2 separate regions of the Mus musculus genome follow, and region 2 is linked to region 1. The links are chromatin loops, found by intact Hi-C in ENCODE. Cell type or tissue: left cerebral cortex. All regions are shown on one strand. Each heading gives the region's core, and the rest is flanking DNA. Links, peaks and the distances in the headings are about the cores only. Region 1 holds the start of Misp (mitotic spindle positioning). Region 2 overlaps Hcn2 (hyperpolarization-activated, cyclic nucleotide-gated K+ 2).

What was found. Hi-C counts contacts between places; a loop is a spot of excess contacts. Peaks named below come from ENCODE experiments on the same cell type or tissue, not always from the same donor. Only the 100,000 strongest peaks of a DNase experiment are listed, where the experiment ranks them.
Region 2: it touches region 1 in a loop (2.0-fold over the local background); 2 of 42 quality-filtered maps call a loop at or near these places.

What each region holds. Positions count from the first base shown.
Region 1 is chr10:79,816,866-79,825,187 of GRCm38, reverse strand. It overlaps Palm (paralemmin), which reads right to left. Exons shown (of 9, transcript NM_023128.4): 8 at 8,265-8,322; 9 at 4,292-6,147. The coding sequence ends at 5,627. Misp (mitotic spindle positioning) reads right to left here and starts at 4,167. Exons shown (of 5, transcript NM_030218.2): 1 at 4,095-4,167. In left cerebral cortex, for the core only: CTCF peaks have their summits at 2,413 (motif pointing left), 4,208 and 7,859 (motif pointing right); no DNase peak of the experiment used is centred there.
Region 2 is chr10:79,717,587-79,725,908 of GRCm38, reverse strand. Hcn2 (hyperpolarization-activated, cyclic nucleotide-gated K+ 2) reads right to left here. Exons shown (of 8, transcript NM_008226.2): 2 at 1,098-1,521. Among named protein-coding and RNA genes, the nearest start is that of Hcn2, 5.1 kb to the right of the region's middle. In left cerebral cortex, for the core only: no CTCF peak of the experiment used is centred there; a DNase peak (open chromatin) is centred at 7,826; H3K4me3 peaks cover 953 bases; H3K27ac peaks cover 1,168 bases.

The sequences.
Region 1 (8,322 bases), core at 245-8,244:
CCTCCTGTCTTTCTTTCCTTCCTTCTGAGACATGCTCTCACTCTGTAGCCCAGGCTGTACCAATCCTCCTCCCTCAGCCACCCCACTGCTGGGGTAACAGGCAATCGCCATCACACCCAGCTACCTACCCTCTGACTTGCAGACACAGCCCCCAACTCATCTCCTGCAGGCTGAGCGCCTGTCCCTGCTTCATCCTGGCAGCCCTTACCCTCTCTTCAGCAATGCCAATCAAGGTCAGCCTTACACCTGAGACTGTAGGGGTCCCACCAGGGCCCTTCCCCCTCTCCAGGGCACAGCCCTGTTCCTCACACTAACTCCCAGGTCTTTGCACCTGACCTTCACAGACAGTCATTGGGCTCTGGTTCTTGGCAATGGATGATGCCGAGTGGGGAAACTGAGGCTCAGAACGTGTAGCAAAGCTTGTCTCCCAGTTCTCACACCTTGGTTCTCTGCTTCAGACAGCACCTGGCCCCATCTCAACAGCACCTGCCTCAGCTCCATAAAGCCAAGAGCTGGGAGTGCCTTGGACCTTGTCCCTGGTCCTAGGCGGGGCTCAGAGCCATAGATGACACACTGACTTGTTATCTGGAACTCAACATTTCCCGCAGCTCCTTCCCAGACACTCGCATTTCCTTTCACTTTTGTTTCTTCAGTCTCCTGACTCTGAAGGGCAGTTCTGGAGCCCCACTCAGATAGTGCTCAAGGAAACAACCGATTCTGCAGTCCAGAGAGTCACCAATCTCAGCAAGCATGCAACCCCAGCTCCCCACCAAGGGATTCTAGGCGGGTCTCCACCCTTGAGCCCTGTCCCCTATCCATTCCTCTTTGTATTTTGAAGCAGAGTATGTTAAGTGGCTGGGCTTTCCCAGCACTCCTAGCAGTGTTGTGGAGGGTAATCCCTTTTCCCTTCCACAGCTCTTCTGAAATTGGGAGGATTTCATTCTGTGTGGATAGGCAGTCCTAAGATATACAGCAAGTATTAGTCAAGACTGGCTCATTGAACCCTGCTGTTCCTGGGTGCTCAGTCACTGGCCTTCCAGCTGACTCCCATCCGCCGGCCCAGAGCTGCTATGCACCCATGTTTCCTGGCTGACTGATACATATGCAGTATTTTATGGCCCTTGTTGTCCAACAGTCAGACATGACCTCTGGAGAAAGGGTGTCTCCCCTCCATAGGTGGGGTTCCCATTCTTCTCCTGTGATTCAGGTCAGAGGGTGGAGTTCTGGGTCGGAATTCAAGGCCACTGGGCCCCTCTCTGATATGGGCTCCGCTGGCAAGACAACCTTGCCAAGGATCTATAAAACTGACTTCTGCTGGATATAATGGCCCACTCTTTTTGCCCCAGTGGGATGCAGAGGCAGGAGGATATCTGTGAGTTCTAGGCCAGCCATGGCTACATAGGGAGACCCTGACTCCAAAAACCAAAAACAATAATAACGAAAACAACGATAAAACCTAACTCAGCTCTAGGAGCCTGGTCATACAGCAAGCATTCTATAGATGCTTCCCACTGGCTGTAGATCTGACACTCCAAATCCAGCAGGGGTCTCAAGGTCTCCTACCAGCCAGTCCGAAGAAGCCCTGTGGGCTACAAAGGGTCCCTTCAAGGCCTCCATCTCCCGACAAGGGTCGTTTGTTAGTCCTGGGTCGATCAATCACCTCAAACATTAATGTCCTTTTCAGGGTTCGTGAGAACCAGGGACAAGAGGCCAATTTTGTCTCTGCCCTGAAGGAACTTGGGCACAGACAATTGAAGCTAGTTCACAGAGATGATGGGGGTGGTGGTTTCCAAAGCCCATTTCTTCCCAGTTACCACTAGGGAAGGCTCCAGGCAGCCTGCCCCACCCAGCCGCACCCTGGAACTGTGACTCCCTATTGAAACTGGGTTTATGGTCCCCGTGGGTGCACCTGCTTCCTCCTACCCGCGGGGCAAAGGCTCCTTGGTGAGGGCCACCACCTAGTAGGATGGCGCCCTTAGGTGTCCTCTCTCCTGTCCCTTAGGGCCTCTTTGTTGCCTACATAGCTGGCCCTGGAGAAACCTGTCAAGGCTTATCTCTGACCCTGGACCCTGGACAAGCCCAAGCCTGAACAGCCAGGCATGGCACCGCTGGTTTCTTCAAATCAGGCCCTGAATCCATGGGGCCTCACAGACCAGCCCAGGGTCTTTGGTTCCAGCCTCTTTCTCAGTGAACTAGGTTTTGGTGTTCTGGCATTTAGGTACGAATGGAAGCCTTATCCACAGCAGGCTCAGGTTTTCTTTTGGGTTAGTGGATGACAGAGCAGGCTCTGATATCCAGGGGGACAACGGGGGGGGGGGGGCCCAGCCGGGGCCAAGAGTGGCGAAATACAGACGAGGAAAGGGATTCCTGTGGCCCCCTGGAGGCCTACCAACCCTGCCAGTAGGCACACCACAAACAGACCCCTTCTCCTTCTGCACGTGCCTCACCTTACCCGGCTCCAGACTCCCAGCTTCCGGGACTCCCAGCGTCCCCCGCCTCACCTGCCAGCTCCAGGTGCCCAGGCCACCTCCCAGCCTCAGGCTCTGTCCTCTGCAGGAAAGGCCCCCGGGCTCCGCCCCGGCCACATGTTGCTAAGGGGACAGAGGCCCCACCCAGGAGCAGGTGGGCCCCTCCTCTCAGTCCCCACCCGGACCTGGGAAACAAAGTCCAGAGAAGACAGAAAAACGATACTCAGGCTGACGAGGGCGGGCACCGTGCCCGCTGCAGGCCTTGGCCCTACAAAGCCGGAACTGAGCCTCTGCCTGGTTTCCCGGCTTCCCACCTTCCCAAGTCCTGCTGACTGAGGCGGGGTGCATCCCTGCGGAACGAGGAGACTGAATCCCAAGCCTGGGCTAGCTTGTGGGACCCCTTTGAATCTCTGTCTCTTCTTTCGATCAATGCCCTATTTGATCCAGGCAGGCTGAAGGACAGATGTGCACGATGTTTCCAGACTAGCAGATACCACGGCAGGATTAGGAAACTCAGGGCCTGGGTCTCGAATTGCTGCTCTCTAGAAGGGGGTCTGTGGGGCTTCCGGCTGGTTCCTCCCCAACCCTCTGACCCTCCCTTACTCATCCAGGAAATGGGAATTCTCCCTGTCACATTCACAGAAAATTTCATATGAAACGATGACGCCTTCAGAAACACCCAGCGCGAAGCCAGGTACAGAGAAAGAGGCCTACACCCCAGTACTCAGGAGGCTGAGGCAGTGGGATTGCTATTCGTTTGAGGTCAACTTTGGCTACAGAGTGAGACCTCTCTCAAAAACTCAAAGGTAATCATGTAAAACGCCCAGGAACACGGACCGAACAGGTCAGACCCCACCATACCCCTCTGGCAGCCCACGGCCTGTGTGTGGGGCCTGGGCATAGTGCTGGGGTTCCTGGCCTCCCGTGGGCGGGCTTGTGAGGTCCCTCTGAATCTCTTGTCTTCCCTTCTTCCCTCCAGTCCGTGGTCCCCCAGCTGGACTCCAGGGGCCCTTGACAGATGTGGTGCCCATCACCTACCATCGAGGAGACAGTCAAAGCCAGGGTTGAGACAGCAGTTTTCCCAAAGCCCCCTTGGGCCCCTTCATCCCTATTTAGCAGAAGTGGGCATTGAAGTGCAGTGCATATCCAGTCCCACAGGTCGGATGGATTTGAATTAGCACCTCCCTCCGTACATCGTAGGTACTCCACCATACCAACCACCTTTCATGGGGAAACTGAGTCCTGAAAGGGCCTCTGATTGAGCCCACACACCTGACATCTCAGTACTCAGGAAACTAATGCAGGAGGATTACTTAAAGAGTTTGAGGTCAGCTTGGTTATAGGCCTTTTACTCAAGTCTGGAATACCCAGTGTGTTGGGAACACAGGACTCCTAGACATCTATTTTATACAGATAGGGCAACTGAGGCCAAAGGAAAAAAAATTCTCCAAAAAAAAAAAACATGAAAAAAAAGGGGGGTACTCCTCTACTATGCAGAACCTGGCTCAGAACTTGTGGGCTATCTGTGAGGACCTCTCTACTCTCAACATCACAGCCCAAGGACATGGGTGTGGAAGATGTGGAGACCGAGGCCCGTGGGGGTGGCTGGCCACAGCTGTCGCTTACCTGACCAGGTGCCGCAGAGTCCTGGCGAAAATGCCCAGTGAGGGCTGCAGCAGCCGCAGGGGAGAAGTTTCTCCTGTGCTCTACAGGACCCAGCCTTTTTATGGCTCCACCACTAGGAGGCCGCACCCCTTCCCGCCCAGGTGAAACCCAAGAACTTCAGCAACCTGGCTCTACACACTTTTTTTTTTTTTTTTTTTAATTTGTTTCTCTGGGAAAGTCAAGAACATGGGGGTGAAGGGCGGGGCCTTGCCACACGTCAAAAGCAGAAGGGGGCAGCAAGGGCACTTCAGCCGAGGCTCAGGGCTTGAGGAACTCAGGCAGACTCAAAGGAGGAGGAAGACGGGGGTGCCATGACCACGGCCATAGCTCACCCTCAGGAAAGTGCGCCTCTCCTCCAGGCCACGGGAAGGACAGGACACAGACCCCGTGGCCTCTGCTTGAGCCCCTACTGTAGCTGCGGGTAGTGACGGGGCCCGCAGGAGGCCCTGCACCCTGCTGCACACCAGGCTGGGGTCCCAAGGAAAGGGACCTAGACCAGGCGTGGTCCTTTGAAGTTGAGTCAGCTCCTGTGTGCAGGGTTGTGCCTCTGGGGACCAAAGTGGCTACTGCTGCCTGCCCGAAGGTTGGTGACCCTCTGCCAGGCTCCCGTCAGGCCAGGTGGCAGATGGGGGGGGGTCCCTTACTCCCACCCAAAGTGTGTGTGGAGCAGCCTAAACCTGCCTGGATATGCTAGGTTTTGTGGCGCTGGCAGACATACCCACTGACTTCTAGGGTATGGGGGTATGTGGGAAACCCAGGACCCTGGTCCAAACCAACTAGAGAAGAGGGCAGAGGTGACCCCAAAGCTCCCAAAATTAGCACCAGGAAGAAGGGCCCAGTGTGTGCATGGTGGGGGTGGGGGTGGGACTCAGGACAGGGAGTGGCTTGGCTGGCCAACAATGACTCCATCCTGCGGGTGATTGTTCTATCCCCGGTGAAGAGTTTCCCCTGCTTTGAGCTCTGCTACCTATGGGAGGGGATCCACAGGTGCCCATCCTCCTCCCTAGAACTTCAAGACTTTGAGTCCCCAAAGAACTGTGGCCTCACTCCACCTGCCCACATTAGGTCGCTGGCGCCTTGGCCAGGGAGACCCTTTCTGGTCCCCTCGAAGACTCCCCAAAAGTAACGATAAGGCACAGACAGGCTGGCCTGGGGCGGCAAGGGGACACCAGGCTGGGACCACGGTGGGCATAAGCCGCCTGTGTAAACCTGCTGTGACCTGGACTGAGGGGTCCCCATTCTTAGAGGGGCTGATATGGGCTGGCCTGTCTCTCACCAAGGGGTGACCCACGGCTCAGAGGTTCGGGGTGAGTGTGGAGTGTGGTGACGGGCAGAGCACCCCCCACCCGAGACTCGAGGTGCATAGGGATCACACACGTGTCTGGGGCCTGTGAGGCGGAGGGTGAGGGTGGGCAGGCGCCGGGGAGGGCCGGGCTGCTGGGTTTGAGTGTGGAGCATAGGACGGGGACCGGGGACTAGGGTGCCCCGACGGCTCACATGACAGAACAACATCTACAGCGAGGCTTCTTCATGTCAAGATCCTGGGTGTCGCTGGGCGTGGTCGTGGGCCCCGTCTGGTTCTCCTCCTTGGTGGCCGGGAGCTCAGCAGCGCTGCCATTGAGAGGTGCGGGCTCCCTGGGCGTGGCCGCGTCTTCAATCACCACCAGTTCAGCCTTGATGGTGTCCTGCAGGCCCAGTACCTTCTTGGTTTCTGCTTCATCTTCCACGTTCTGATAACCCATGAAGACCATGGTGACCGGGGGCTCCTGACCGGGCTGGATGCCTGGTGGGCCTGATGTGGCCTCTCCTGGTTGAGCCTCAACTCCTGTGATCTCCCTTCTGGACGGCGTGGTCCTGGTGACATCCTCTGCGAGTCCCCGAGGCTCCGCTGGCCCAGCTGTGGACCCTGCCTCGCTCAGTGTGACCTCATCGGCCTTGTGAATGAGTTCGTCCACCTCGGAGGAACTTAGAGGCTGGATCCCGTTCTCAGCGATGCCGTCCACGGCATGGACCACTGCGTGGGGACACAGAGAGAGTGTTAGCAGGCCGGCGCTGGGGCAGAGCCCGGAGGCTGAGGCAAATACCAGCCTTGACAGCCAGCTCTGGTGGTAAACATCTGTCATTCCAGCGCTCAAGGAGACTGAGGTAGGAGGATTACCACGCTCTCCTGCCCCAGCTTCCTGGGTGCTGGGACAACAGGTATGCACTATCAGGCCTGGCTGTCACTTTCTGAGTTATGAGGATCTAAATAAGGACAATGTCTCCTCACCGACGGGAACAGCTGTCTACAGCCCCAGAGCACACCTGAACCTCAGCTCTGCAAACTCCTCTGGGATCCTAGACTTCAGGAGGCGCAGATAGGGTGGTTCCAGGAATCTAATGAAGGGTCAGGGCTACCACCCTCAGATGTTAGCTTCCCAACCCCTGGAGAAGAGTCCCTGTGCCTGGTCTCTTGGTGACACTGGAGGTGCAGAAGGTGGGGTCGAATCTCTCCCATGGGCCTGGGCCTCTAAGATGAGAATTCAAGCCATCAGTCTCCACGGAAACAGATCTCCTGCTGTTACCAAGCAACCAGGGTCCAGTCTAGCTGGTTCTGGGTCCCCAGAGAGACTGTGCAGAGGTGGGTGGAATGGCCCAGGGTGGAGCCCTGTGGAGTCACTCTGGGAGTGGCAATGGATATCATCAGCCTTGCTGTCCTTCATAAACAGTCACATCCACTGGGGCCAGCAAGTCCCACGTCAGTTACACCCGAGATAAAGCATGTGTGCACACAGAAACATGCCCAGTACTAAACATACACAGCACAGTCCTTCCACACTCTCTGACACACACATAGCATGGAGGGACCTTAAGGACACCGCGTTTGCTCAGTGAGAAACCCAGACACAAAAGGCCACATAGTGGGGATCTCCGTGATAGGAACTGTGTGAAAGTGCAATCCTGAGACTCTGTGTGTGTGTGTGTGTGTGTGTGTGTGTGTGTGTTCATGGGTGTAATGGAACGGGCGATAGCTTGTTGGGGTGGGGACTTCCTTTGGGGTAATGCAATGTTCTGAAAGTATATAAAATTACTGTACACCAGGGGCCAAACCTCCTAAATCACAAACTGTAAAAAGGAGAATTATATGGTATGTATTTATTTCTTTAAAAAAGGGATGGGGTGGGGACCAATTTGACTTTATGGTTCCTGCTAAAAAATGTCCCGGATTAGATGTATCTAGTTTCCTCAACATCACTTCCCCACAGATCCGTCCATTAAACACCTATAATGCCAGTCAGGAAAGCCAGAAAGACCAACTTAGAATTCCACAGGGGGTAGGATGGAGGTGAAGGCTTAGGGGTGGAGCCCCCACCTAGAATCCCCCAGTGAGGGGCTGGGGGCATGATCAGGGGTGGAGCCTTGCCTAGAATCCCCCGGTGAGGGGCTGGGGTGTGGTTAAGGGTGGAGCCCTGCCTAGAATCCCCCAGTGAGGGGCTGGGGCATTAGTTGTTAGCCTTTGCCTAGCACTCTGGAGGCTCTGACTTTTATCCTTAGCATCCAGACACATAAAATTAGATCACTTCTATACCAATATCCCTCCACCCAGGCCACCCATCGATTTCAGGCCACAGTCCCTTCTCCCTTGTAGCTCAAAGCCCTTCTTCTTCTTGTTTTGTTTTGTTTTTAAAATTTATTTATTATGTATACAGCATTCTGCTTGCATGTATGCCTGCAGGCCAGAAGAGGGCACTAGATCTCATCATACAGCCACCATGTGGTTGCTAGGAATTGAACTCAGGATCTTTGGAAAAGCAGCCAGTGCTCTTAACCTCTGAACCAACCATCTCTGCAGTCCCCACAGCCCTTCTTTCAGTATTCACCGTCTGCTCACCTCAGGGCCTTTGCACAATCTGTGGCTCCTGCCAGGTGCTGTTTCCTTCCCTTGGCTATGCAACTGGGGGCCTCTGGGAAGCTCCCTCCTTGCTTCAACTTTGAGTGGCAGTTAAGAGCTTTACAATGAATGGCTGAACCTGCCTCTAGATTTCACCTCAGTGCTCAGCATACAGCCCAGGTTCTGAGTGACTAACCAGGCCAGGAGAAAGGGCTGGGCAGGGCAACCTAGGCTCTGCAGCAGGCACAGGCTTCTCATACCTTTTGTTTCGTCCTCGTAGACTTTCACGCCCTGAGGGAGTGGGTCCCGGGGGAGCAC
Region 2 (8,322 bases), core at 81-8,080, 99 kb after region 1:
GGAATGGGACAGATTCAGGGCTGAGATCGTGAATTCGGGAGTAGGTAACCGGAGAAGTCTGAGTACCTCTCCCCCACATCTTCCAGGGCATAGGAAGAAGCACAGTAACACTTGGTGAGATTGTCTAAAGGTCTCCCCAAATTCGAGTATCCTGAGGGTCCTAGCTGTATGACTCCATAGGGTAGGAGGGGTTCCATGGGGGCCCCAAGACTATCTGTCCTCCAGCCTTGCTTCTGAACCTATAACCACATGTGAGATGTCCCCCCACCCTGTCCCTCATCTGCCATCTAATAATGAGCATCCTCCCACCTACCCCCATCCCGGTTACAGACCTTGCACATTTCTCTGGGATCCCACCCTGGGCCTCTATCCCAGACATATCTGGCGCCCCCTCCCCCACTTCCCTTAAGGCTCTAATCGTAAGGGTCCTGCCCAATGCCCCAAGCAGTTCCTCCTTACAACCTTGCTCCCCCACTGGTGGCACTCAAGGCCCCACTCTACAGCTTTGACTCTACCCTAAGAAACCCATCTTAGTTCCTGATAGAGGTCCTCAGCCTTGGCCACACCCACAACCCAAAGCCCCTCCTTGATGGAATCCGCATCCGTGTGGGCCCTGCCCCAGAGTGAGGTTCTCTCCCTGTAGTTTTCACCCAGCTACACCCCAAAGCCTTAGACCTATAGCTCCGGTCTGTTTCTTATGACAAGGCCCCACACCCAGAGCAGTGGTGTAAATGTCTCTCAATGGCACTCCAAGTCAAAGCTCTGGTCCTAACGCCATAGCCACACCCTCACCAAAGTCCCACCCTCAGATAATTGGCTCCTCCCACAGAATAGACTTTAGTCCCACCCAAGCTTGAGGTTTCGCTCCCACACCCAAGGCCTCATCTTCAACCCCTAGACTTAGTCTCCAACATCCCGTGACCATGCTCCTGCCCTGTCCACAATCAAGGCCCCAACACCCCAAGCCCAGCATCCTCAGACTCTACATCTCTGGTGGCCCTAGCTTCAATTATAGCCTTGATCCTGCCCAGATGCAAGGTACTCATGACCACATTGCTGGGGTTCTGAACATGCTTGGTCCTCTCCCTGCCCCTCACCTCTTCCCACTGGTGGATATATCGGATGAGCCGTGATAGCCGCAGCAGCCGCAGCAGACTGAGGATCTTGGTGAAGCGCACGATGCGCAGAGCACGCGCTGTCTTGTAGACCTCGGAGTCGATTCCCTTCTCCACTATGAGGAAGATGTAGTCCACCGGGATGGATGACACGAAGTCCACCACGAACCACGTACGCAAGTACTTCTTCTTTATCTTCTCGGGGTCCAGGATGATCTCCGTGTTGTCCTCAATAACAATGCCGGTGCGGAAGTTCAACACCAAGTCCATGAGGAAGAAAGTGTCCGAGACCACGTTGAAGACGATCCAGGGCGCGGTGGTCTCGTCCTTGAAGAAAGTGATGCCCACGGGAATGATAATGAGATTTCCCACCATGAACAACAGCATGGTGAAGTCCCAGTAGAACCTGGAGAGAGGCAGGATGCTCACAGCTCTTGGCCTTGGCGTCAGTGGGGCCCCCTTCCTCAACCCAGGGTGGTCTCCCTCTGGGACCCCCACCCCAAGGTGGGTCTCCAGGACCCCAATGCAAGGTGGTCTCTCTCTGAGACTTCATCTCAGAGTGGTCTCCCTCTAGGACCCCCACTTCAAGGTGGTCTCCCTCTTGGACCCCATCCCTAAGGGGATCTCTTTCTGGGGCCCCAACCCTAAGGGGTCTTTTTCTGGGACCCCAGATCATAAAACAGCCTCTGGGACTCTTACTGCATGACAAGGACAGGACTTCCTCAAAGAAGCCTCCTGACCCCAAGCAGCCAGGGTCGCTCTCTCTGACCCACTCTGACCTTGCCTTGAAGGTACCTCCAGACCGCAGAGAAGGCTTAAAATAGACTAAACATTTCACATGACCAAAGAGGGACAATGTGCCTGGCACAAGTCTGGCTTTCAGAAAGGATGGAAGTGCCTGGGACCGGGAGAGGGCACACTGCTGGGTGTGGCTGGGAGGCTGAGAGCCAGGCGGGCAGAGGGTCGGGCTTCCACTGGTTCACACCATAATGAGGCCGCAGCTCCCATAGGGCACAGCTGGTCACCTCAAGAAACACTTTGGAGAACTAGGTATGGTGGAAACAGATGTCATCCCAGCACTCGAGAGGAGGAGGCAGATGGTTCTTTGTGAGTTCAAGGCCAACATGGTCTACAGAGCAAGTTCCAGAACAGCTAGGGCTACATAGTGAGACCCCTGTTTCAAATCAAACAAACAAAAATGGAGGGGTATCTCTGTATACTTAGACAGTATCAGCCCCTTTATATCCCTTGAGATCTGTCACCACCCACTGGAATTTGGGGCTTCCCACAGGCACAGAGCCCACTGTTTCTAGAGCAGGAAACCTAGGGTACTGGCCAGAATCGGCTCAAAGGAGTGACGTGTCAGAGGTGCAGTGTCTGGAGCCGATGTCTCAGAGCTTGCCTGTGAGCTGGCTCCTTCTGCTGGCCTGTACTTCATGGGCACAGTTATAAACACCATGCCCAGCAGGCGACCAGCACTTCAGAGAGCTGAGCTCAAGGAAACAGTCCAAAGAAGAGAGAAAAAAATTAAAAAGTGATTTGTATTGGGACATTTACAGCAGCTCAGACTGCGAGCCAACGGCTGGCAACACCCAGTGTCTCTCAGCTCAGCTCCATGCTGGCACCTGCCATGCACGAGTGACCTTGGACAAGTTCTTCTGTCTTCAGCCAGTATGGGGTGAAGCCCTTTAGTGGGCAGACTCTGGCATTCTATGGATGTGTAATGTCCCTCACAACCACTCTTGGTAGGGATAAGACCCCCAGAGCTCAGGATAACATCACCTAACCTCAGGAGCAAAATCAAATAACAGATTTAAAGTTGTTTTTTCTTTGTAAATTCTGTGTGTGTGTGTGTGTTCTCTCTGGGAGGTCCCTGCGCATGTGCAAGGAGCCAGAGGGGGGAGGGTCTGACTCCCCAGGAGCCCGATGAAGAGGAAGAAAACCCCCGCTTCTCTTCAAGAGCACTGCAGGGCATCTTTCAGCCATAAATAACCACTTTCAATCTGGGCATGGATTGAGACAGCTTCGGTGGCTCAGACCATGACGAGAGAGCCTGTTCGTCAATAGGCACTCTGAACTGCTGTCTCCAGAATCTGCCATGTAGTCTGGGCCAACATCTTCCTCTCTGGGCTGAGGATGCCCTCCTTCTCTTTGGAGAAAGAGCCATTGAGTAAACCAAAGGTCAATAGTGACTAGAAACCACCATTGGTGGACACAGCAGCCACCTACGGAGGTGGAAAGCTGAAAACGACTCAGGGTGGGCCTAGAAACCACAAGGGAACCTAGAAACCACTGGGGATGGAGGCTTTCAACGGTGATGGGGAGGAGGCTTAGAGATGATCAGAGAGACCTAGAATCAACTGAAGACGTACAGCAGGCATCTCTTTCTAGGCTGCAGCCGCCCCCAAGCTTCTTTTCCCTTCCTGGGGTGGTCAGAGCCAGGCAGATTTCCCACTGAGGCTCAGGGTTTGCTCAGAGAGAAGTGGGGCCCAGGACTCAGTCTGGCCTGTTCTCTATCCGGAGGAGCCATCCTGTCCAGGAAACTCCCTCAGTGACTGCATCTCCAGGTCACATGGTATGGCCTGCTTCGCCCCCCCACCCCCCAGGGCCTGAGGAGAGGGAACAGGTGGTTGCTGTCCTGGCTGCCCTGGTAGGGTGGGGTCTGCCCGCTTTAACACACGTGGCTCTGGCCCTCATCCTCACCAGTCAACCTGGTTCCCCACAGATATGGTCAGGAGTGGAAAGGGAAGGATCAGAAGTCCCACACCAAGGGAAAACAAGCCAGGCACATCTAGATCCCTAGGGCTCTGCAGAGGTCCCCTCCTCCACCTCACCAGCCCCAAGTCCCTGAGACAGACGTCAAGCTTGAGGAGACAGGACCTGGGATGGTGGGTAGATCAGACACAGCTCTGATTTCTCTCCTAGGCTGTGCATCCTTGTATAGTGTCCCACCTTCTCTGAGGCTCCAGGCCTTATCTGTCCTGCCCCCAAGCAGGGACCTCAGGGTCATCTATGCACAGGCCAGTCCTCTGGAAGTTGTATGCCTATCATCCCCACCCTCTAGAAGTTGAGGCAAGAGAAGCAAGAGTTGGAAGACATCCTTAGCTACAAGGTGAGTTTGAGGCCCGCATAGGCCACATGAGACTCTGTCTCAAACAAAACAAATAAATCCCCCAATAAACAACAATGAGTCCTGATGACTGCCTAATTCTGTGAGGACTCTCAGTACCATGCTGTGGACCCAGCTCAGGGGTCAAAGGGAAGATTCATTGGGAGACAAGAGAAGAAGTCTCCCCTGCTGACTCTCAGACTGAGCCCTCACTCACCCATAGGTGAGTTCTGGATAGCTCTCACCAAATGAACCTTGTTCCTGCTCAGCTGTGCAGCCGTTCTGAGCTCTGAGGCCCATGGATAACACAGAAAAGACCCGCCATTCTTAGCTGGACTCTTCTGGGATGGGTCACACCCCCACTTAGAACAGCTGGGATCCCAGGAGCTGACAGCTGAGCCCTCAAAGCCATCCATGGTCAGGCGTCGACAGACCAACAATGACAGCCAGGCAGTTCTGAGATGTGGCCAAAAACCCTCTGGGATCGCAGATCCAAGCAAAACCAGGTGGGTTAGAGGCCAGGGGTTCCATGCCAGGCTCTGACAGAGGATCAGGGCCTGAGCCTACTGAGTCCTCAGAACAGGAGTCAGGGTTAGAGTTGGAAACCCCGGTGCAAAGACAGCTGCAGTCCCAGGTGCACACATGTGTAAAGGTTCACCATCCACCAAGCACCAGGGACACAAAGTGACCAGGAAATGTAGATAGATAGCCACACACATACCTGCTCCCCAACACCCCACTCCTATGGGAGTTGGTTGAGGAGAAAATGTCCATCAAGTGGGATTTGTGCTAGATGCCAGGGTGTGGGAGATGGACCTGGGTACAGTGTTCGGGAACACTGCTTGAAGGTGGCAAGCATTCAAGAACTGATGGTCTCAGGGAGAGGTGGTGCCCAGGCAGTCACAACAGCTGGTAAAAAAGGCCCTGAGGCCACTCACCGTGGGTGGGGCTTCCCAGGTGGAGGTGGAGGGGTGGAAGATACCAGCCTGAGCAGGTAGAGTATAATCTATGACACTCAGGAATGATGCCAGGGTGGCTAGTGGGGGTGGGGATATCTGATATTGTACTTGAGTGTACGTTGGAAGCAGACTAGGCCAGGGCAAGGGGAGGGGTCCCGCCAGAAACCCTGAAGCGATAGCCTTGGGGTGCAGGTCCTAGAAAAAGAGGGCCTTGCCCTCTCCAGAGACTTCTTTCATAGCATGGAGAGCTTCAGGTCCCAACACTCCCATGTGGGAGGCAGGTGCATGCCCAAACCCCATATCCTCCCTGAGAATGAGATTTATTCTAGGGCCTTGATAAAGGGCACATTTCCAGGGATTTACATGCAGGACCCTGACCTCACAGGATGCAGGGATGCAGGACCCTGACCTCACAGGATGCCCTGGCCATCAAGTGTGTGTGCTGGGGGTGTGTGGAGGAGGGTGTGGCAGGCTCAGAACCAGCATCCACAGTTCTGGGCTGGGTCTATGGGCTTCTGAGGCTGCCTGGCTCTCCCCTCTCCCTTCCTCAGGTATCCGCTGCTCTGATTCCCAGCTTGAGCATGGACATCCAGGCCTGGAACACTTCCCCATAAGAACCTTCAAACTTGCTTCTCCATGAACCTTCTCAGGGCCAGGGCTGACGCTCAGAAGCAGCAGGTAAAACCGGGTGAGGTGGTGACTATCTGTGATCCTAGCAGGTGGGAGGATGAGGCAGGAGGATTGCCGTAAGTGGGAGGTCAGCCTGGGCTACAGAATGAGATCTCAAATTGGGACATCAGTGGGTAGCACACTCTTCTAACATGCACAAAGCCTGGGTCACAATTCCAGCAACACAGAAACTGAGCATGGTGGACCATTCCTATCTCCTCCCTAGCACTCAGGAGGGTCAGGAGTTCAAGGGTATCCTCCATCAGAGTGAGTTTAAGACAAGCCTGAGCATCAGGAGACCCAGGACCACCCCAGGAAAAAAAACCTGGGAGCAATGAGATAGCTCATTGAATAAAAATGCCTACCACCAAACCTGATGAACTGATTGGATCCTAGGACCCACGAGTTAGGAGAGAGCTGGCTCTGCATCCTGCCTTCTGACTAACAGCACGTAAGTACCATGGTGTCCCCAGACACAATATGTAAATGGAATAAAGATTGAAATACTAGAAGATCCTTCCAGACACATCAGACACCTGTCCCCGTCCCCCACACCACAACCTCCTCGAGTCATGAGAAGTTGAGGCAGAAAGGCCTAAAGTGATCTCCAGGCACCCTGAGTCCTCGGGGACTCTAGGATGGAATTCTGCCAAGAACCTGGCTCCTCTGGGTCCCTGTAGACTGCATGCCGCAGGCAACCAATACCCAAAGGCCCTGACATCCCACAGCCCTGCCTCCCTTGCTGTTTGCAATGACTCCCCCTCTCCCTCCTGCCGGGCAGGGAGACAAAGTCACCAACCTAGTCACCAAAGTCCCATCCAGATGTCAGGCATGCCAGCCAAGTCACAGGACTGAGCCACTAGGGAACCAAGTCAGAGCCAACACGGGGAGCTGCCCAGTCCCTGGGTAGGGATGGAAGATCCCTGCCCACTACTCGGCATAAGGAATTAAAAAATACACATATTATGTACATAGATATTGCCCACCTGAGGTATAACAATGTCTGAACGACTTTTCCTATCCTCGGGGTAGGATCTTCTTCTTTTTTTTTTAATGTTCAATTAATACTGTTGGGCTTAGTGGTACACACCTGTTATCCCAGTTACTCAGGAAACTGAGGCAGGAGGATGCTCAATTCAAGGCCGCTGAGCAACACAGTGAAATTCTGTCTCAGAACAAAAAGTAGAAAGTGGGCTGAGGGTGTGCAGGGTTCATCAGTAGAGGGCTAACCTGGACTTCATCCAATCAATCAATGTTTTAGGCGACAACACACTTGGTGTTTCCAACAGCCCCTAGAGGCTCTGGAGACCATCTTGGTCAACATTTAATCAGAAAGTTCTGGAAGGGCCACAAGTCCCCAGACATGAAAGGTGGGTGGCCCCAAGTACTAGCTTTGAATTTTGATGGCCACACTGACTCCTCTAACCCCAGGTACACCCTTGCTCCCCTTCTGTTTGCTCTGGTTCTCCGGGCAAGACTCTTGGTCTGTGAATCTCTCCATAGTTGAGGGCTATGGCAGCCACAGCATGCACAGGGCCCGGCTAGCACCTGCACCCACAAGGCCTCAAGGTAGGAGCTCAGTTTCTTCTCAAAGCCTCCCATTCCCACGCACCTTCAAACCAGCCACAGGTCAGGACTGCAGGCAAGAACCCAAGCCTAAGGGTGGCCTTATGTCCCCACCTCTAACCTGGGCATAAGGCACTCAGGCTAGGGTATTCAAGAACAAATCCTGTTGGCTCTAACCCCTGGGCATCTTCCCCACACCTAGGTTCCTGGTAAAGGTGGCATTCTGGTCTCAGGGAGGTTGTTCGTGGGCCTCTATTTGCTCAATTATCAAGCACTGGAGAAGGGACAAGCAGGAGCCGCCACAGGTCCTGGAGCTGTCCGTGGTCCTGAAACTTCAAGCTACAGTTTTCGGGATAGGGAAGCATCCTGTCTTCAAATCTGCACCCTAACTGTCACCGCAGATAGGGTCATTAGCCTGCATCCCTTGCACGCAGCTCTCCCTATGGCCCTCGAGTGTACACCCACTCGGGACACACGCGCGCGCACAGCTAGCATCCCAACAGGTACTTCTAGAGACCCACCAGCCACACCTCTAGGGACACGCCTCCCCTTGATCCACCGAAACACGCCTCCCCAGGACCCTCTCGGGCATCACATCACAAGCTCGCTCGGAAAGGAGAGACAGACGCAAACACTCGGGTCATGGCCCTACGCCAGCTTCTTTCGCTGCACGCAGCAGCCAACTCAGGCCACGTCCGTAGCCACACACCCGGGATGTGTGGGTACTCGGAACGCGCCCGCCCCGGGCGCAAGTGGAGACCGTGGGAACGCGAGGCGCCCGCTTAATAACGCCCTCCCCGAGGCCTCCCGAGCGCGTCCTTTCCCATGCGTCCTTCCTTATTTCTTCCTTCTTTCCTTCCCTTCTTTTCCTTCCTCCTCCTTTTTCTTCCTTTCTCCTTTCTAC